3 separate regions of the Homo sapiens genome follow, and all the other regions are linked to region 3. Evidence: chromatin loops called from intact Hi-C (ENCODE). Cell type or tissue: PC-3. All regions are shown on one strand. Each heading gives the region's core, and the rest is flanking DNA. Links, peaks and the distances in the headings are about the cores only. Region 1 overlaps LINC01478 (long intergenic non-protein coding RNA 1478). Region 2 overlaps LINC01601 (long intergenic non-protein coding RNA 1601). Region 3 has its middle 69 kb from the start of LINC01601.

The links. Hi-C counts contacts between places; a loop is a spot of excess contacts. Peaks named below come from ENCODE experiments on the same cell type or tissue, not always from the same donor. Only the 100,000 strongest peaks of a DNase experiment are listed, where the experiment ranks them.
Region 1: it touches region 3 in a loop (7-fold over the local background); 3 of 110 quality-filtered maps call a loop at or near these places.
Region 2: it touches region 3 in a loop (10-fold over the local background); 4 of 110 quality-filtered maps call a loop at or near these places.

What each region holds. Positions count from the first base shown.
Region 1 is chr18:44,517,746-44,525,318 of GRCh38, reverse strand. It overlaps LINC01478 (long intergenic non-protein coding RNA 1478), which reads left to right. Exons shown (of 5, transcript NR_110792.1): 2 at 6,951-7,094. It also overlaps the pseudogene MLECP1. Among named protein-coding and RNA genes, the nearest start is that of LINC01478, 10 kb to the left of the region's middle. In PC-3, for the core only: no CTCF peak of the experiment used is centred there; a DNase peak (open chromatin) is centred at 4,118; H3K4me3 peaks cover 362 bases; H3K27ac peaks cover 2,079 bases.
Region 2 is chr18:44,531,921-44,539,493 of GRCh38, reverse strand. All of the region lies in intron 1 of LINC01601 (long intergenic non-protein coding RNA 1601), which reads right to left. Among named protein-coding and RNA genes, the nearest start is that of LINC01601, 3.9 kb to the right of the region's middle. In PC-3, for the core only: CTCF peaks have their summits at 2,728 and 2,933; a DNase peak (open chromatin) is centred at 1,733; H3K27ac peaks cover 538 bases.
Region 3 is chr18:44,597,429-44,605,001 of GRCh38, reverse strand. No RefSeq gene overlaps it. Among named protein-coding and RNA genes, the nearest start is that of LINC01601, 69 kb to the right of the region's middle. In PC-3, for the core only: no CTCF peak of the experiment used is centred there; DNase peaks (open chromatin) are centred at 1,961, 2,451 and 3,371; H3K4me3 peaks cover 363 bases; H3K27ac peaks cover 2,093 bases.

The sequences.
Region 1 (7,573 bases), core at 1,743-6,742, 80 kb after region 3:
CTATGGCTACTCGTAGTTTCCTCCCCGGATTGCATCATCAAGTCAGGAACTCATATATTTTTTGCCACACTTGTTGGAAGACCTCTTTCTGATTTTATTTCTGCCTCTGCTATGTGAGAAACTCCTCACTGGATTCCCAGTTCCTTCTAGGGAATTCCCTATATTTCCCAACATCGCGAGTCCTCTCCAACATTCTTCCAGGTGTAATCTCTTGATAAGTGTCTTTCTAGAATTCTGCTTCAGGTTCATATAGACAGTGTCACAAAATCATTTACTAGAACTAAGAACAGGGTTATTCTCTGATACTACTATTTACCTTAGGGCTAGAAACTTAGGCAGCCAGAACGTTTAAACATGAACCAAATTGCTATCTAAGAAACGCATTTAATGATGATTAAAGCAATAGTAATTAAAGTGAAAAGAGGGCTCTACCCGTGCATATGGAACATGAGTGCCCTCAATTAATCACCTCATTATTATTAAATATTTATTTGAACACCCACCGTGCAGGAGGCATGAAGTTCTGAGAGAATACACCAAAGACATGGACTTACCCTTTGGGAACCTGTGATCTAAAGCAATTTAGACTTCAACTTGTGACAATATGCTCCGGCTGTGACTCTCTGTAGATAAAACAAAGGTTGAAATTCAAAGCATCTCTAAGCTCCAATTTAATCTACTGCTCCCTACACTACTCATATTTCAAATCCTCTGCTTTACTCTCTGCTAGCTAAAGAGTGAGTCCTCCCCCTATCCTTTAAGATTCAGCAAAGAGCTCACCTCCTCTGTGAAGCCTGCCCTGACCCTCCCAGCAGTGTTGATGCCCCCTTTCATGCTTTTGATAGCAACATATGTGTCTATTAAACTCTTCATAACATTACCTTGTCATTCCTTTTATGCAAGCCTTTTCTTACCAACACTAGGTCCTGAATGGAGAGCTTGAACCATGTTATTTCATCTTGTATCAGTAATGTTACTCCTTGAAGCCAGATCTCATTCTCAAGAATCTGATAATCATTTAATTAATTTAAAATTTACTCTGTGCTAGGCACTTTTTGGGATATATGCCTGTAGAAATGGCAGACATAAGGTTTAGCATAAGGTTTAGGACAGATTTTTTAAGTGAATCTTGGAGGAGTATATGATGACTGTTACATACAAGCATAAAAGGGCCATCCTGGTTTAAGTATTCTAGGAAGCCTCCCTGCAAGCATGACATGGATATGGGAGAGGGAACAAGACAAGAGGGAAAGGAGTCAGAAGGCTGGAGTCCAGAAATCAGAGACTGTACCCCAAAAGATTATACCCTGAAAGAAAGGAGATCATTTTGGCTACTATTCTCTGACAAACATGAAACTCATTCCATCTTTACAGCTTTGCTTAAGCTGGAAAACTGTTCTCCTCGCTGGAAATGTCCTCATACATGCTATCATGCTCTCAATTTATTATACTCTTTCTCATCCTTCAAAACTGCATTTTCGTCTTTCTTTTCCTCTATGGAACTTTATCTTTTGATTCCAGATCATGTCGCTATTGCATTTTTGGGACACCTTTGAACACGCATTATTATTTTTTTTTTTTGGTAATTTTTTTTTATACTTTAAGTTCTAGGGTACATGTGCACAATGTGCAGGTTTGTTACATATGTATATATGCACCATGTTGGTGTGCTGCACCCATTAACTCGTCATTTACATTAGGTATATCTCCTAATGCTATCCTTCCCCCCTGCCCCCACCCCATGACAGGCCCCGGTGTGTGATGTTCCCGTTCCTGTGTCCAAGTGTTCTCATTGTTCAATTCCCACCTATAAGTGAGAACATGTGATGTCTGGTTTTTTGTCCTTGCAATAGTTTGCTGAGAATGATGGTTTCCAGCTTCATCCATGTCCCCACAAAGGACATGAACTCATCCTTTTTTATGGCTGCATAGTATTCCACGGTGTATATGTGCCACATCTTCTTAATGTAGTCTATCATTGATGGACATTTGGGTTGGTTCCAAGCCTTTGCTATTGTGAATAGTGCCACAATAAACATACAGAAAACGCATTATTTAATCTTCTCATTGAACACTTAATCACATTCTGTCATTCATATAATAATATTCATATAACAACTTCCTTGAATTTCCTTTGTTTGATTTTTGTTGTTGTTTTGTTAATCATCATGAAAATCCCTAATCAACAATGCTTGGTTTCTTTCCCATACCATCCACCCCATTCAGGAAGATTCTTTGCTCTCACAACAAGCAGAGTCAAAAGAGGGAGGAAATGGAGACACCGAAGTCCATGAGGATAGAAAAAATGAGGCTATTCTTGTCCAAAGCATAGAGGTTGAGCATGGAGGGAGAGTCAACTAAAGTGGATTCTTATTGGTCTGCCCTTTGAGATCAGACCCTTCAGCACAATCTGTCCTCTTTCTTTTTTCTCCAATCCTGGAGAATTATCATTTATCATCCCTGCCATGATGTAGATTGTACAGAGTTTGGGACTACTATAGTGCCCCTTTCATAAACCTGAAGTAGAGTTTCTCAGTGACAGAGAACACCTACCCCTTTCTTTTTCTGATGCTCATAGGGATGATATTGTTATGGGCTGTGCTGTACCCGCGTACCATTAAAGATATTGTCTTTCACCATGCTATGGCAATTTAGTTACACATTAAACAGTTGACATTGTGCAAAGGAGACCTCAGAAACTTTCAAAAACAGTGAGAAGTCCTCTTGATGGGTACTTCATAGCAAGGACCCCTTGTGATAACTCTCCATCAGGCCTTCTCTGATCTGGAGCACAGGATTGAAGCCTGGGATTGCAGATCAAGCCATAGTCTGTGGCTTGGCTCACCTGACCTTCCAATGCATTCTTGAGGAAATGAGTCCCTGTACATGTCTAAATCTACTTTACTACCTGCTTGACACCCCAAGTGATGCTCTTTGGCAGCTTGGCCCCTAGCACAATACCAGGGTGCCACCACCCAGGAGCTATCATCACTGCCCTTTCCTGCCAGGTCACCCTGGACTCAGGAAAACAACATCACAGGTCTGTCCCAGCTACAGTGGAAATGAAGCTTTCATGTCTCCTTCCAAATGCTGCTTATATTTTTATTTACATATTTTATTTGTGCTATCTTTTTCTCTTCTTACTATATCCTGACTGTATTATGAATTGCCATATATACAGAGATTGTGTCCCATCATTTTCTTACATTTTATTGAACATTGAACACTGGTTTTAGCACACTTTAGATGTCTGGTAAATATTTTTTGTTGAGTTCATACATACAAATTATAACAGGAGACAGAATAAATCTAATCACAGATAAAGACTCTTGTTCAATCTCTTTTAATAGGGATGTACTTTTGAGATAACATATTTCATGAAATGTCTATATCTTTTCAACACCATCTAGTCACATAGAATAGACCAAACATGTTACAACCCAAAGGTGAGGTCATTCATGAAGCATTCTTAGAATTGTGATCTACTTTCTAAGAGAAGGCATATGCCCCATTTTGTTGAGACAAATGCTTCTGGTCTCCTGGCTCAGATTACAGAAATATTTTTTCTAAAGAGAGTCAGGACTTATTTGGATCTGTCCTTGTAGGAGGGAGGCCTGAAGAGACATAAACAACCCAAGTGACAAGATTTTTATTTCCTATGTATGACTAGTTATGGTGTACTTTATAATATGGGTAGCATATCCGCTTCAAATTGAGAAAGACAAAGTCCAAAAAGGTTAAATGACTTGCTTAAAGTCACACAGCAACACATGGCCAGGCTTTGCACATTCTCCAGGTTTGATCAATCCTGTGCATGGATGCCAGCTGTTAGACAAAAGGAACCTATGCTCCCCAGAGGGCTTGGGTGATGAACTTCCCTCTTGTCTGGGTCCTACTTGAGGTTGCACGCATTGTTCCATCTTGCCTTGGAAGGTGATTGTTAGTGAAGCCCCTTCCAAACTATTCTTGTAATAATTTCCATCCTGAATCCCAGAAAAATTGAGAACACCGGGTGGGGTTCTGTCCCTCCTGTAAATCTCCTGGCTTGTTGCTATTTATTTAATGATTAATCCTTCAGCACTGCCTTGTTAAATAGAAGGGTAATATTTTCCTTCTGACTGGGCTGGAGGGGCTCCCAGTTCCAGTCAGGTACCTTTGGGCCATGCAGCTGAAGATATATAATGTGCCTTTTGTTTTGGCCCCTGGAAACTGAGCTTGTGTGGTGGTGAAGGATGTTCCTAGTAGTGGATTTTCTTCTGTTTCTCAAGTTTATGGTTAAAAGGAGAACTTATTATAAAGGTTAAGCTTTTATAACTGAGAGAACCAAGAAAGAATTAGAGTATCTACAGCCCCATATGCATGTGTTGTTCCCTTAAATACCTGAGATCACTAAAAACATCAAATCTCCCTAATTAGTACTTTTGTAGCTCTGAAATTTGCAAAAAAAATGTTTAATGTGATAATTATGGGTGAATTGTCAATCTCTATAGTGTGTTTGCATTTGCTCAAAATAATTCAAATGTAACAATATTTTCTAATTTACAGTTAATTGACTGCTAATAGGAAGAGGGGGAAGAATAAAAAAAAAAAGATGCCACAAACAATTGGAGAAATGACTTTAAGCTGAGACCCTTAGTGACCTTAGAGACAAAAATCTGAAACTAGGTTGAAGTGAAATAAGAGATTTTCTAATGAGAAACATTAACTTTTTAGGGGATATTGCAGTTTCCCACCTTGCACAAGAATGGCAAACAGGTTGGCTTTGGAGTATTTATATGCATGCATTGGTTTGTGTGTGTGAGTTTGTGTGTCTGGATGCCATGGGTCTGTGTAGTTTTTGTGTGAGTATGTGATAGGCTTTTTTGAGTTTGTGTCACTATGGCCCTCCTAATCACTTTCTGTGGTCACTTTCACCTTGACAGGCTTGGGTGCTCTTAATTAAATCTTCATATATTTAAAATCATTTCCTTTTTATATCTTGATTATCGGACTCAGATGGTGATGTTGATGGAGGGTTTTCACAAAACAAAAATGCAAACAAAAGCAGAAATTTACCACCAAATAAGAAATCTGAAGATGGAGCTATGTTGTGCAAAACAATCCTATCTGCCATCATATAAGCCCAGGCTTATCACCTCAATCAGGGGATGTACACCTCCAGGCTGCAGATGGCTGATAAGGAATGTAGCTTGAGGGCAATAGCCTTGATGTAGCATCCTTTTTGATGAGTCTCAAGCTTCACCTTTTCAATGAAGACCTGACTAATGTACTATGTGAATCTTTTTTTCCTGAACTCCTATAATCTTTTTAAGCCATACCTGTACTTATTTTTTCATCTTTTATTTTTTAACATGATTTAACAAGTAAGCACACCGAGAGAAAATACTTTGTATAAAGATCTTGTATCTCATATAGAACGCAGTGCAAAACCGTGCTCATTTTCTTTGCCCAGAAATTATTTATAGTTTTATGATTTGATTGAATTCTATATCATTAGGAGAATAGTGTTCAGAATCCCAAATACAGTTGTCTGAAACTTCTTTTGTCCTAAATATTTGCAGAAGTTTGTGCAATGTGTTGAGATACAGAAAGAAGTAGATGACATGATTCCTATTCTTGGGGAAATCTGTAAAGGGAATATATTCTGTGTATTTTACCCATCCTTAGAGAAATAGTTGTAGACTTAGTCAGGGAATGAATAAGTTTTTGAAATAAAGTTACCTATTATTACTGTTGGGTCAATATTTCTCTTGGTAGCCCTTGGGTTTATATAATACAGTGAAATTGAGTCTGTTCATTTCAGCAAAGGTGAGAATAACAAGAACAGCTCAAGGAAGTAGATAATATAGTACTTCATTCGGTTTAGTTTGATATATTTAGATATTTGATATCTCATCGAGTGAGTATCCCATGCCAGGTATTGGGTTAGATGCTGAGAATACAGAGATTATTCAGTTACAATCCCTGCCTGTATAGTTGTCAAGATATTTTAGTAGGTAGTGAATTTTCCTGTTGTGTTTTGATTGTAGAAGTAGAAACTGAGTTCACAGGGATTGTGATAAAGCATGATGGAAATCATGAGAGGATTTACTTATGAGTTTCTGTGCCTCAGTTATTTATTTATAAAATGGGGCTTATGATATCTATCTCTCCCAACCAGCTGGATTATTGTTAGAAGGAAATGAGATAGAGAGATGCCAAAGCTTGCTAAGAGGTTATAAGTTTTCTCACTCATAAGGCATTGTTTTTAGTGTTTTTGGATTTCCATCATTTCAGCAGCCCCTCTCTACAGAAGAATGAGTGGTGGCTAAGACGCTGACATTGGGAACTGAAATGGTCCCAAGACCCACAGAAGACTTGAGTCTAACTTGTGGACTAGGAATGAACAAGAGGAAACAGCACCCCTCCTTTAAAGGCCCATGGCCTGTCTGCTTCTCAGAAGTTTCTTGGCATGGTTCCTTGGTGGGATGGCCCCAGAGCAGACAAAGGATACATCTGTGTGTAATGTGATGTAATTCTCCAACATACATACCTATCAGGGATGCATAAGTGTTTCCAAACCACATTGAGGAAAGCCCCATAGGTTTTAAATAAAAATTATGTGAGACATTTTCTAGAAAGTAAAGCCATGTAAATGTATGTTTAAAACTTACCCCTTATCCTCTCCCTCTGTTAACTACACAGTGTGTACTATACATTTGACAAAAAGGGACAAGTGTCAAGTTATGGCAGCTCATTTTCTGGATCTGATGAGTTGGCATGCCTATTGCATTTATGGACTGGGGAGGACCTAAATGCTGAAAAGATGTCTGGTCCAGGAGTAAGATCAGCAGCAAAGTCTCTCTTACTTGGGATGAGACCAAAGTGGTTACTACATATCCCAGCAAAGTTCGTAAAAATCCTTCTCTCTGCAGTTCAGCCCCTAGACAGTCCCCTTCTCCCTCTCCCAGTGCAGAACAACACGTGGATTGCTCAGTACAACTTGTTCATCACATCCTCCTGTTCACTGAAGAATTATGGAAATATTCTCTGAGCTGCTTTCCTCCCTGCCCAACGAGTCATCTCTGTGTGAAAGGCCAAGCTTATAAATCCTGGTACGTATTGTCCTCTCCCTGTCTCACAGATCTACCTCTGCTAGATTTTCTTCTCTCTTTTCCATTTTAAAACTTATCTTCTTATTTAAAAACATATGTCTTTAAATAAGCTTTTGTCTTTCATAATGTGGAAAAAAGAAGGAAATTACCCTTTGGAACTAATGCTTGCTGATGTCTTACTGATTTACTGGCTCTCTCAGAAGTGCTTTAGATGTACAGACTCGTTTAATCGTCACTGGGACAGATACTATTAGCTGCATTTTAGAGACGAAGAAATGGAGGCAGGGAGAGGTAATATTTGAATGCCTAAGGTCGGGGAACTGGTGGGATATAATGGCTCTGAGATGTGAATCTAGGCCGTTTGGTTCTAATTGTCATGTTTTGTAATAACTACATATGTACAGCTTTCTCCCACACCTATTGCCCCTTCCTGCTATTGCTTTCTCTTCATGTTCTCAAGAAACTATCTGCTTTTACAG
Region 2 (7,573 bases), core at 850-5,849, 65 kb after region 3:
CACATACTTTTTTTCCTCTACTAAAGAATTATTATTATAATCCATTGACTGAATGAATGAATAAGAAAGTCTGTGATAAGCCACAGTGCAACTGAGATTGGCAGCTCCAGATCATTACAATGTAAAATATATCTATATAGTAATGATAAACAGACACTGATTGTTTTTTAATCATTTTGATGCCTAGCCACAAACCAGTGACTTGTGCCTGAAAGTGGCTAATTTTGAATAAGGCATTAATACACTCATATTTATGGCTTCCATGGGTTATCACGTAGCAGTAGGTAGTCTCTCAGATTTCTAGCTCCTGAGGCTCTTTTTGCTTTTGGGGAAGGCTTCAGATAACTTGTGCATGAAAGACATGTACTCTTGGAATTACTGTTCTATGGAATGATCTGTTGTTCAGGCAGGTGATTCTACCTCACTTTGCTCTTTGCTCTAAATGTCCCAAGACATTTAGAATGATGGAGCTATTGAGCTTGAAATTATACCAGAGCTTCCTTGCCCAAGTAGCCATTAGAAAAGTGATTCCAAGAAGACTCCTTGTAATGACAAAGCCAAGTTCACCTTCAGGGCTTCTAACTCCTGGTTCAGTATGGTTTCTACTATGCAATTTGCTTTGCTACTTTTTCCCAAACATAAACATCTTTCTCCTCATGGCCATCTATGGGGTGACCAACTCATTTCAGTTTACTCAGGATTTTCCTGGTTTTAGCATTAAAAGTCCCGTGCCCCAGGACTCACCTTAGACCAAGCCAAACTGGAATGGCTAGTCACCCTAAAAATGGATGTGTGTGATGTCACCATTATATTTATTCCAAATTGCTTGTTATTCCAGAGGGTAAAGTATCTATTTTGTTTCTGTGCCTTTGTGCATATTGCTTCTTCAGCTTCAAATGCCTTCTTTGTTTCATGATGAGCTTCTCCTTATTTATAAATAGTCTGACCATCACTTCCTCGGCAAATATAATCTATTTTTTGGAAATTTTCATGTAGCCCTCATCTGTTTTTTCATAATTAAAACACTTTTAATATCACCATTAAAACACTTCATTGCATAATGTTGCGATTATTCACATTTCTTTCCTTTGCTTGTCTAAGAGACTCTTGAACTTGAGAACAGAGACCACACCTTATTCATCTTTGTCCTTCCAGCACCTAGCTCAGGCCTGATATATATTAAGTGCTCAGAAAAAGTTAATGACAGATGAAGCATATTAATTTGAATTCTGATACTTCCATATTCCCCTTTTTCTTTCTCATGTTTCCTAGTAACGAGTGGTCTCCTAAGTTAATCTCATTTCCCTTGCCCAAAGATTTACATTTTATTCTTTACATTTTATTAAATGTAAATAAGGTGGTTCTTAAAATACAAAAGGGCTTTTAAGAATCACAGTAATAAATACTTTTTTAAGTTTAAAATTTTAGAAACTTTGAATTGACACTAGTGGGGATATCTTGGAGCAAGATACCTACTGCTCAAGTCGCTCTAGGGTAGGAAATTACCTAATCTGACTTCTTCTGTAGCAGGTACAGGTGAGTAGAAGGAATATATATATATATATATATATATCACTCATGACAGGTAACCACTTTCAGCATCCCCAGGCAAGCATACAGGAGCAGGCTTTCTGGCTTATGGTCTGCATGGAGCCCATCTGTCTGCTTATTTGGAATTGCTCCTACAAATACAGTGAGATGCCCAGGGGGCCAGCATTGCAATGTGACTCATTGGAATGGCTCTGACTCACAACTTGGGATCACAGGCTCCTAAACTGGCAGACCAGCTTTGGAGTGGTGCCTTGAGGGCTGTTTCCAATTTGTTATTTGTTAAACCTGAGTTTTCCTGCTGACGTGACTAGTGAGAAATTAACACAGTTACTTTGGTGTATTCTTTGCAATTATATGCTATTCAATGTGTAGAAACATTACGGGACTGGGAGTTAAGAGGTTTGCATTCTTCTACCAAACCTGCTACTGATTAGTTCTGTGGCTTGTGGCAAGTGGCTTCATTTTCCTAGGTCTAAGTTTATTTATAAATGTAAGTGATTGACACTGCTTTACTTTTGTCCCTAGTATCTTCATATATATACGTACACACACACACACACACACATAAATTGTAGTAAGAGGATTTAACAGAAGATCTACTCCTTTGACAAAATTTTAAGTGCACAGTATAGTATTGTTAACTTTAGTCACAATATTGTACAGCAGATCTCTACAACTTCTTCATCTTCCATAAACTATATATGGAAACTATATATCCATTGAGCAACAACTCCCATTTCTCCCTACTTCTAATTCCTGGAAACTACCATTTAACTCTGTTTCTATGAGTTTGATTTTAGATATCTCATATAAGGAGAACCATGTAGTATTTGTCCTTCGGTGGTGGCTGGCTTATTTCACTTAGCCTTATGTCCTCCAGGTTCAGGTTGTCACATACGAGCAGGATGCAAAACCTCTCTCATTTCATCACTTGATATATCTCTGGGTCACAGACACTTTTAAAGATGAGTATCATGAACACAAAGCTGCAGTGCTCCCAGAGGTCACCTCACATCCTTGAGCATGTTACCCTATCAAATTGAAAAACTCTAAGAGGAAGGAAAGAGCCTGCACCTGATTATTGCTCCACTAAGCTCTCTAGCCACATGTCGACTACTGACCTTTGTAATCAGTGCTGCCTGAGCTGTTCAGTATATTCTCTGGACAAGTGAGCAGGTGGATGTTAAGAGCCTCCTCACTGATTGCACTGCCTGTTAACATGGTGTATGCTCTGGTGAGTGCCTGCTCTTAGGGAAGGGAAGGATCTCAGCAAACTCATGGAAGAGATGCATGGGAAGGAAACTGCACTAAGGGTCAAGAGCACCAGTGTCTAACTCCTTCGAACCCGTGCAATCGTTGTGTGCCTTCAGGGAAATCATCCAGCCTAGGGGGCACTCTATTCCAAATAAAGCATGTAATGCATGTGGCACAAGCTTATCAGGAGATTAAGGAGATATAAAATTCACCAGGAGAAAAGTTAGAATGCACAGGGAAACATTCATTTCTATTATAAGAAATCCAGAAGTCTTTTAACATCCCCCCAAATTCCCCAGCTGAAATTTAAACAAGCAGATGTTGTGAGATCTGAAATACATCATAAGTAAGAAAAAAATTACTCTTTGGGCTCAGTAACAGTTCCAATTCAACTCCTCCATTCTTTATGATTCATCATTGTGTGTGGAGTGCCAAGACTGGACTGGACTCTGTAAGCCACAGAAGGATTTAGGTCCTTCTGACTAGTTTTAGGAGACTTGGAAACTATCTATCCCAGAAACCCCAGGTGTTCAGGAGGAAATGCTTTCCAGGCATTAAAAATTCCTTGAGGGCTTGTTCGTTGTTGCTGTTTTAATTGCTTCCTCTCTCTTTCCTTTTGAAAATACTTTAGTAGGGACATCCTCAGATGGGAGATTTTCACAGGGATTTAAATAAAGAGAACATGCCTTAGGAAGGATAGTGTGGATAAAGGATTTGAAGAAAAGAGTAAGCTAGTTTATATCAGAGCAGGTCAGAAGACTTGGTACCCATCGTCAGTCCAAAACTCAGTGCCCCAGAACAAAAACTCCTGCTCTGGCCATTCGGGTCACATATACAATGTCAAGGCATGGGAAGGCCAGTGTCAGCAGTTCTACCACCCGTGGAATGTCTTTTGCCACCCAAACCCAACATGAAGCCATAGTTGACATAGTTAACGCTCAACATCACCAAACCAAACACTTCCTCTTTCCCTCAAAACCCACCTTTCCCATCTTGAAGAATAATGCCAATATCTACCTAATCTCTTACATCAGACACCTGGCAAGGTTTTAAGACTCTTTCTTTATACTTCATAACTACCTGTTTACCTTAATGCCTCTTTTCTTTTTGCTTCTTTCTATTCTCAGTGCAGTCAACTTAGGTCAGGAGCTATTTGTAATTATTTTGACTTAGATTACTGCATGACTGGGAACGGAAGTGGGGAACAAATTAGAAACATTCTACTCTACACCATCCCCTTCACATCCCTGATTTCATGGAGTTCTCAGACAAGTCTACAAAGGAAGAAGGTAGTTATGCCTCCCCTTTCTGTGATTATACTGATAATGAAATTAATGCTCTTTAAGCATTAATCACGTGCTAAGCACTGTGCACCATTCTACACTTAGAACCTCACTGCCTCATGATGTGCCCCTTTACATTGCTGCCACACTGAGTCTTGTATTCCGTTTTTCTGTGTTTCCTCTTGTCATCTTTCCCACACCCTTGCCGTTCCATGGGTTCCTTCTACAATCTGGCTCCTATTCCTTTCCCACCTTGGTGCCACGTCCCAAAGCATCTCTATTTACTATCCTCAGGACTTCCTTTTTCTTCCTCTTTCTCTTATACTCACACCACTAACTCTTGCTTTTTGTTAACATTTTTGTTCTTGTTCATTTCCTCCCAGGAGTCTTCCCCATCTTCTCTCTCTCTCTCTCTGTCTCTCTCTGTCTCTCTCTCTCTCTCTCTATATATATATACACACACACACACACACACACATATATATGTACATATACATATAAAATTTTTTTTTGAGACAGAGTCTTGCTCTGTTGCCCAGGCTGGAGTGCAGTGGCACAATCTCAGAGTGCAACCTCCACCTCTGCAGTTCAAGCAATTCTTGTGCCTCAGCCTCCCAAGTAGCTGGGATTACAGGAGTGCACCTCCATGCCCAGTTAATTTTTGTGCTTTTAGTAGAGATGAGGTTTCATCATGCTGCCCAGGCTGGTCTCAAACTCCTGGACTCAAGCAATCCACCCACCTTGGCCTCCCAAAGTGCTGGAATTACAGGCATAAGCCACCATGCCTGGCCTCCTCCCTCTATATTCTCACTGTTATTATAGATATCTGTTATTTGCTCTACCTGAGAGCCACCTTGATTTCGTGTCATTACCTTGATGTTTTTGTTTTTGAGGAACTGCCTATTCCCTAATAGAAGCAGTCTGAACAGGGTATCTGTAAGGTGAGTTGGTCTTCTTGGAAAAGGAGTCAGCCTAGGACAGAGGTTGAGCAGCCAGGGCCCTCTCTTTGGTATTTGTCTTGAAATGGCACGTGGAACCAGACATGATTGGACCTTGTTCTAATAATTCTTGCTTTTTGGATCTCAGAAACAGACTTTGCTCCTAGTTTTCTGAGGCCTGTTTTGGATCTCCTGAGGCTTCTTTCAGCCATTCAAATAATCCAACCTCTCCCTCTTTGGGTCTAAGTAAGCCAGAACTTACTTATGCTGTTTGCAAAGAACTCTGATCAACACAGGGGCCCTCTTGTGAGCAAAACCCACATGCTCTGCTTGTTCTACCATATCCCACATTACATTCTGGTCAGCAGAGCTCAGTCCAACTCACTCTCCCACTCGACTGCAATTCTGCCCCTAGACAGTGAACTCTGTGAGGACATGAACAGTGCTTTGTTCATCTTTGTGTCACTGGTAATTGGCCAGCAACTTGCATAAAGAAAATGCTTAAAATTTAATTAGTGAGTGAACCCATGGAAAAGAAAGACTATGTGACTATGAGATGGAATGGGAGTTTGAAGAGGAAGACTTTGGAGAAACCGGATACAAATCAGAAACTCATTCAGGGGATGGAGAAGGAGGTCTTGTCCATGACATGTGGAATATGAGGAGTAGAGGAATCACTTTGAGATCATGAGACACAGTGAGGCAAGTTTAGGATAGATCAGTAGTCATTCCACTAATGACTACTTCATAACTACCTATTCACCTTAATGCCTCTTTTCTTTTTGCTTCTTTCTATTCTCAGTGCAGTCAACTTAGGTCAGGAGCTATTTGTAATTATTTTGACTTAGATTACTGCATGAATGGGAATGGAAGTGGGAACAAATTAGAAACATTCTACTCTACACCATCCCCTTCGCATCCCTGATTTCATGGAGTTCTCAGACAAGCCTACAAAGGAAGAAGGTACTAATGCCTCCCCTTTCTATGAAACACAAAAATTAGGGAAGTAATCTTATGTTCTTATTTCTAGAGAGGAAATGCATTGAATATATGAAAGATTTTCGAAAGACTATATAAATACCCAGGTGACGAATCAATAAGGGATTTCTAAGGAAGTTTGGAGAAGCTGGAAGATTTTCTGCCTTTTGAGGTTGCAGTGATGCAATCAATCCCTTGTTTGCAGAGGTTTAACCCTGGGCTGCTGCCATCAAATGGTAGGTTAGAGCCTTGTGTGCAGAGGCTGTGGCCACATAGTCCCAGGAGCTCTGCTTGGGTAGACCAATGCCAGCAGGCCTGGTGTGGCCCTCTCTTGAGTTTATTCATGTATACTAGATCCAGAGGGCACATTGGAAGCTCTATTCTACTACTTTTCAAACAGTGAAGGGAGTCCTTGTATTCCTCAGGGGTCTCTCAGTTCGTTCACTCCACCATCCCTTCCCAGGCCACCTTCCTACATGTGCTTGCATCAGTCAAGCAGCAAGGATTCAGAACCCTCAGGAATTTAATGAAGTTTAATGGCTCCTTTTTTATTTTTGTAACTATGTTCTTACACAAATTCTCCATGGAAAGCATTTTCTTCAAGCATGGTTTCCTAGAAAGAGCATTGGCCGAGCTGTGGCCTGAACTGATTGAATAATTCATTTTACTTCTTAGAGTCTCAGCTTCCCTTTCTGCAAAAATGGATAATAATAAGTGGGCTACTATCTCATGTATTTGTAGGTAAAGTTCAAAGAGATAGATAATGGGAAAACTTTATGGAAGCAAAGATGTTATTATTGTCATTGTTATTTCTACTCCCACACTCCCACTCTGATCTGAGTTTATAGCACCCATCTCCTTCAACATTTTATTGTTGAAGATGCATTGCTAACCTGGTGAAACAGACAGGAGAGAACAGAGACTATCTAGGAGTCATAGTCTTCTTCTCCTTTCCAGTTCTTTTCACCAATATAGGCCAGGGACTATTGTCACAGAATCTGCAGAAAGTCAGTTCTGAAACACCTTTCTAGACTCAGCTTTTTTTATTGCCTTTGAGTGTAAGCTGAGAGTAAGTCCCATCACTTCCATCAGCTCATTTAAAACAAAAATCTCTGCCCTATGTCTTTCTTGACTTGGGGAAATAATCTTGAAAGAGCTCTATGATATATGCTCATGTTATTAGAGGTTTATGGTTTTAATTAATTAGTATCTTTGTCTGTATTAGGGCTGCTATAACAAAAGTGCCATACTGGATGGCATGAGCAACAGGAATGTGTTGCCTCACAGTTCTAGGATTCAGAAGTCCAACATCAAAGTGCCAGCAGGGTTGGTTCCTTCTGAGGCTGTGACAGAGAATCTGTTTCATCCCTCTCTTAGCTTTTGATGGTTTGCTGGTAATCTTTGGCATTCCTTGGCTTATAGATCTTTGCCTTCACCTTCACCTGCATGCTCCGTGTGTGCATGTTTGTGTTCACATTTCCAATTGTATAAGGACATCAGTTGTATTGGATTAGGACCCACCCTACTTCTGTATGACTTCCTTTGAACTAGTTATATCTGCAATGGCCC
Region 3 (7,573 bases), core at 1,077-6,076:
TCATCCAACTCAGAGAGGCCACTCTGGGGAGCCACTGGGGCCTGAAGGCTGTGGATGATCTTGATCTGGCTGGTGGATTCTCGACATAGATAAGCCTCTTTAGTGATTCCAAGAATGACTTGAGGGAGGGGAACTCTGGAAAAGCCTGGGCTCCTAGCCATGACGACTGAGTTCTAACTGTGAGGTTGTCTGTAGTGCCCCATTGCGTTTGCGGGTTAAGAAAGCCACTCAGATTACCGGTAAATAATTAAATTATTCATAAACTAGCATATATAGAAGTAAACACAGATTCATTTCTACAAATCATTTAAATAAAATTATACATTCGGAAAATTTCAAGACCGCATCCTACAAATCTCTTTTAAAACTGTGCCAAATGCATGCCATTGCTAGTAATAGTACCTTTACTACCAGGTGCCATTATTAACTGGAGGTGCCAGGGGAACAAGAGAAATGGCAACACAAACATTAGTGGTAATACAAGCTGGGTGAAGTGGGGGGAAGGGAGAGTGGTGTAAGGGGTGAGTATGGCTACAGCTAGCATCAATGTTAGAGCGTGGTTGTAATAGGAGTGGTAAGAGCTTGGTGGCTTTTTAGTTGTTTCTCCATATCAGCTACAACTTCCTAAAAACCATTCATGTCTGGAAACATAAAAGAGGGATAGATAAAGGAACCATATTGAAAATGATGTTTTATTGGTACGGTTGAAGTTAGAAAATCTCGTTGGTTAAAATTCGTAGTTCATAGCTACCCTCAGTCCTGAAGAGCCAATGCAATACTAACAGCTCAGTCAGTTTCTTCCAGGGGAAGGAAAGAATTTCTACATTACTGGACTCCACGGGCACCTAGGACCACTGCCTACTATGCTTCACTCACCTGTCCATGTTTCTTCTGAAAACTGTGGACCAAAAGGTAACATGGGTTTCAAATTATTTAGGGTCTAATAAGAGGGAAACTACCAAATCAATCACTATACTGTGATTATACCCCTAAAATAAAAAATATTCAAAATAAAGGATGTGGTAGTGGAAGAATTTCAACGCACTGCTGGAGATAGATGGGACCTTTGTGTTGACACTGGCTATAGGATTTCTCCTCATAAAAAAATGTCATGAGGTTCACAGATGGGCATCTGGAATCTGCACACCAGCTTTTGTATGTATGGACAAATTTGCATTGTTCTGTTATGAGCAAACATATCTTTCATCATTTGTTCAAAGAAGTTTGTATTAACCTTTCTAGCTGCTACAACAAACAACTCCCAAAATTTCTGTGGCTTAAAGATGTGCTTTTCACTCATGATCAGCTCAGTTGAGTTGAGAAGGTTCTGCCTTTCACCATGGACTCCAAGTTCTTCATTTGGGCTGGGCATGGTGGCTCATGCCTGTAATCCAGCACTTTGGGAGGCCATGACAGGCAGATCACTCGAGCCCAGGAGCTCAAGACCAGCTTAGGTAATGTGGTGAAACCTCCTCTCCACAAAAAATACAAAAATTAGCCTGGAGTGGTGGCATGCACCTGTGGTATCAGCTATTGGGAGGCTGAGGTGGGAGGATAGCTTGAGCCCGGGAGGTCAAGGTTGCAGTGAGCCATGATCACGCTACAGCATTCCAGCCTGGGTGACAAAGTGATACTTTGTCTCGATACACAAATAAATAAATAAAGTCATTTTTTTGATACTTTGCATCCAGACAGCTAATGATAACAGACATAGAGTGGGGATGATTCTGTAGGACACTTTAAGGGCATGGCCTGGAAGTGGCTGATATCAATTTTGCCCACCTTTTACTGGGCAGAACCCATCACATAGCCTCATATAGATTAGAAAAAGTTAAAAAAAAAATAGTTTTCCTGGTGCCCAGAGGGAAAAATGAAATGTTTTGGTGAACATGTAGAATGATTTCTGCCATAGGTTTTATGACTCATGAACGGTTAGGAAACATTGCCTTGGGCATTCATGTGTGAAAGGGTATGTTTTGCAGAGTATCATGATTTAGTTTGTCAGGCCAGCTGGGTCACAGGGGAGTTGTTAGAAAGGAATCAAAGTGGTAGCATATTTCTCTAAAACAATCTTGAAAGATTCTGATTTCTCTAGGAGATCTCTCCAGCAAGATTTGTAGGGCTTAGCATTCTATATTCTCCCAACACCTTTCATCACTAAAACTCTGGAGGAGAAAAAAATATCGGGAAGATTCCAAGTACTTGCCACTCTCTGGGTGAGATTAACTACCTTGAGGAACATGAAGAAGACATCTTTTGCAATATTTTTTTCTACAGTTTTGGAGGCCAGGGCGTGGGTCTAGAGTTAACTCAAACTTGAAAATGAGAATTGAACCATGCTTCTGAGAGTGCTGCCTAAAGGAAGTGAGGTGTTGTAACTTGGTTACTTGGCATTTGGTATTTGTCTCTGTTTGTTCCATAAAAACTTTTGAAAGTGTTGGCGGATGTAGCTAACATTTGGTCTACTGCTATAAAGGATGTCAAGACCTCCAGTCAGATTTGTGGTTTTCCATTAGCCCTTAGGAATGTTTCTTTTGAATGCTGGTAGCATATTCCACCCACTCTTTTTACACTGATCATAGTAAATATGAATTTGCTTTTATAAAGACAGAGTAGAGACCTAGGAAACTGAATTAATTTTAGCAAAATCAAATTAATTTTAGGAAAATCAAATCAGGAAATGAGGAAAATAACAATATTAATTTATAAGTGGGTATATATTTTCTATTTTTCTCATGTATAATGGTGAAGATTGTTACTTAGCTACTGCTTTAAACACTTTCTAGTCTTAGGATTAATATAAACCAATGATTTGAAAACCTTGATCACATACCGTAGCTGTAAAAATTGTGATCATAGATCTCAAATATATGCACATTTATTCATAAACCATATTCATGTGCAACTTTAATGATATATGTATTAGAAACCTATATAAAAGCTGGGTGTGGTGGTACACACCTGTAATCCTAGCACTTTGGGAAGCTGAGGCAGAAGAATCACTTGAGCTCAAGAGTTTGAAACCAATCTGGGCAACATAGTGAGACCCAAACTCAAACAACAAACAAACAAACAAACAAACAACAAAAACTCTATATAAAGATAAAAATTCAAATGGAAAAGATTACATTACTATATAAGTTGAAATTCCAGTAATTTCTTTCTACATTTCAGTGAGTGGTCTTGCCTACAATCTGGGTGTTTCTCACTTAAGAAGTTTGTTAACATAAACAAGACACTTAATGTAGTATTCTTTGAATCAGAGCTTCCTAAGCAATGAGCTAGTTGTTACTGTAAAACTTTGTTTTATGGGAATTCCATCTATATTTGTAGGATGCTGGATGCCACACAGTCATGCTGTTGAGATGGCAAGTTGCCAAATAGGCTCCTTTCAAGTCCTGAAGAAAAAAATCTTTCTTTCCCAGAAGGCTTTGTCTTTGACTCAGCTGCTGTCAATTCATCACATCTCTAAGTCTCTATGATACACAGAAAAATTAAGACCAACAATTTCTACTCCACCAAGGATAATTTAGAGAATCATAAACAGATTTCACTCTATTCACCTGAAACACTGATGGAGTCTGAAGCAAAAAGATGTGAAAGGTTGGAGAGGCTCTGTAAAACAAAACAAAACAAAACAAAACACAGAAAACACAAGAAGAGACTAATAAAAATTGTAAGAGCTAACACTTATTGAATACCCACTATGTGCTGGTAATTGCCATTGCTAAGTAGTTCATACACATCATGTATTTTCATCCTTAAAATAAACCAAGAAATATGTGCTAATTATTATCCTCTTTTTACAATAAGTAAACTGCCTCTAAGATGAATGGATAATGGAAAAATGTTTTGTTTCTGGAAAATAAAGAATGTTTAGATGACTTGTTAGTTGTTAGGTGTGCCCGTTTGTCGGAAGGGTTTCCTGTGCTATGTAGGAAGTTGGACTTGTTTATCTTTTAGATCCTTTTTGGTACTCCATTTCTGTAAATATTTTTGGACGTTTACTTTGTTCTTAGATCCTTTGAGATGCTTACCAAGCTCAATCTTGATCAAGTCACTTAATCTCAATGATTTTTAGTTTGATCATCTAAATTGGGGTTGCCCTAGCTGATTGGCCTGTCAGAAGTTCTCCTAAGAGTCCAACATGAGTGAATGTTTTGAGGACCATCAATGGTCTGTCTAACGCATCATCATCATTATTTTTTAAATGTGATATAATTTCTGTGTTGCAGGAATTTTCAGTTCATGAAGATATTTTACTTACAAGATAAAGACATGTTCATAAACAGGGAACAGATAATCCTTTTCAATGTTTTCCTATTTGAGTCATACAATCTCAGGTTTGGGACAGGGAAAGAAACCATGAATTGATGAGAGAAAGTGGTCCTAATTCCTTCATAGTGATTGTGATAATACAATAATACATGGAAATTGTAATAATCCTTTGTATTTATGGACACTTCAAATTTTCAAATTACTTATACATTAGTGATCTCACCTGATCCTCCTTTCGTTTCTCAGTTCCAGGATTATTTTTTTCCTTTAACTGTATTGACTATTCAGACACCTGCGTCTGCTGTTAGCACAGTTTTTGGGGACCTTGATAGCCCACTTAGGTGTCCCATTTTACTCCCTCAGCTTTCACTTTCATCACAGTAGTCCCTTCAGCCTACCCTCCTAAGTTTCTTTCCTTCCTTTTCCCTTCCTTCCCTCCCTCTTTTCCTCCATAAACATTTAAGAATTCAAGGGTGTTTCATATGCCAAGCACTATGTTAGATGCTAGAGATGAATAGTTAACAAGGGTCTTCAGTCTGAAGAGATCAATCTTATTGAGGAGATGGAGAAAAAAAAAACAGACAAGTATGCCGTGATGGTGATATAATAGTGGTGAACAAAGGAGGTTCTGAAGAAGGTCAGGGCAGGGAGCTGATTCTAACATAAAGAGGGAGGTCAGGGAAAACTTCCCGGAGGAGGCACACCCTGGGTTAAGTTGATCAGGAAGATTGGCAGAGGGGACAGTGTGAGTAAAGCCCGAAAAACCTGCTTCTTAGCTGCTCTTGGTTTCACTGAGGGCAAAAGAAAGAGTGCAGTGCTCTTGAGTTACAATGTTTCTGTCCTCAAGATCAGGGATTATTTAGAGTTTTGGCTTTAAAAGTCAAGCCATAGATCCTATGAATTCTGAGACTGACGCCTTGAGCTTTCTAGACCACCCTTCTCTTTTGGTCAGACCTGAGGTGCTGATGGAGCCACTGGCTCCTGCTACATCTCTGGGTTTGCCAGTGATTAAGGGCATTTTTGTCTGAGTGCCTAAGTGCTGGGGCAGACTGCCCAGCTTCAATGAATCGATGGACTAAAAATTGTCTTCCCAGCAGGCATTGCCAAGCAGCCTCCAGCCAACACTACAAGCAACTGAGAAAAGATCCATTGAGCTCAGCAGGAGGCTCTGTTTCGGCTGACTCAGCTCCCTGGAAGCACTTCTCCAGTCATTTATATCTCTACTTTTCCTCTCTGAGCTCCGCTCTGTATCTCTGCTCTTTGTGCCAAGCTGGGAGGCACTGAGGTTTCAAATGGCTATGCATTATCAATATCTCAGTGTGCTTCTGACAGGGCATAAAGTAGACCTGACCCAATAGTCCATTTTTATTCTCTATTAGTTTAATTCACATTGGGTTTGGCCCAAGTCATAAAGATTTTAGTTCAAGAAAAACATTTTACAAGGTGACGAATGAGATTAATCTTGCAAAGATCGTGGAAAATAAAATATTTGAATTGGAAAACCAGAGTTTAAGAAACATGTGAAAGGTCATACAACCAGCTGGTGGAGGAACTAGGTCTAGAACCTAAAATTAGGTAGGGCTTCTGGCGAACTTCGCTTTTCTACAAATTACTATGTTTTCCTTTTTTTCTAGAGAGTATTTTTGAAAATAATATTCTATTATAACTGCAACACTATGAAGTCATTAGGGCACATGGCAATGCTAAAACTTTGTTGATGAGGAAAATTGGGCAGACTTACCAAAGGTCACTCAAAGATAAGCAACAGACCTGGGATAGAATTATTTTTCTTTTTTTTTTTGGTGAACCACATTGTAGAATGACCTAGTTCAATAAATCAGGAGATCTGGTTTGAGAGATTAAGTTGGGGCCATTTTGGCCTCTAGTAAGCCATCAGTTTTGAGCAAGTCTCTTGTCACTCTGGTTTCCAGGATGTTCCTCGCCTGTAAAATGTGCAGATTTGCCCGGCTGTGGGCCTACAAAAAGCAGAATACTTAAAGCAGCCAGGCCTTTGGTGCTTTCTTCTAGGGGGCACCTGTGAGTCGGTTTAGCTGATGGCAGATACTCTGGAATGCTGGTCCACAACGGGGAACCCTTCTGATTGTTTCAGAGAACTTAGAAATAGATATTTTTATGTAAAATCTCTTTATTTTTAATTGTTGATGAGATGTACAAAATAAAACAAACAGTGTTTGAGCCAAAAAAAAAATGCCTGAGGGCTAGAAGTAGCTTATAAATTGTCTGTTTGCAATGTCTAAATGGCAAGTTCTGCAGTCTTGGTGAGTGTTAACACTCCGTGACTCCATACACCTTGGAACTCCTTCTAAGTTGTGTTCCTTCGAGTAACACAAAAAGATTACTTGATTATGTAAATGAGTGCTAAATTTCCTTGGAGCTCATTGTCATTCAAATATATCTTAAATACCTAGTAAATTGCTTTGAAGGAGTTTAAGTATTAGGTCTTAAAGATATGTAATGAAAAGGGAAACCTTGAAGTCCTCCTTTTTTTTTTCCTTTGGTGGGTTCCAATGAATAGATTTATTTTGGCTTTGAAATAACATTGCTCCTGCATTCCTCACTGTTGTCCTATGTCCTGGTCTCAACTGGACGATAGATTTTTTTAAAGACCAGAAACTGTTCTCTATATCTTTTCCTTTTCTCCTTGGCCAACATCATATGTGAACACAGTCTGAGCCTGGATAGTCACTCCTTTCCTTCCGGCCCTCTTTCATCCATTGGTGTTTGTTCCTGAATTATACAATGGTTCTCTTGAGACAGGAATAGTACAGGGTGGTCACAGGAGAATAAAAATTCTAGGCAATAGTTTAACATGACTAGAGGCTATGGGCTGATAAGACTCTGAAAAACAGGGTGTGGACCAAGTTGGCTAAGACTGACTGGACCCAACATGGCCGTGGATTCTACCTAGGTTTCACCTGGGACCTCACTATATGCCCATTAACATACAAATCACACACCGACCAGTGACATGAGAGTTCTGAGACCACACATATTTGGTGTAAAAGTGGGTAGCACCATGTTCCGAGAAACCTCTACCTTTTTCCAGGGATTTTCATAAATATTCAGCTCCTTGGTTAAAGAAACCCATAAAGGTAGCAGTCCTAAACTCCACTGTGGGATTCTCTCTTGAGTACACCCTCACTCCCCATTCTTGAATATGTACTTTCTTGAGTGTATTTGTTTTGCAATAAATCGCCATACTTTCACTATTTTCTGACTCATCCTTGCATTCCTTCTCACGATGGTGTCAAGAGCCTGGATGTCGGCTGAGGTC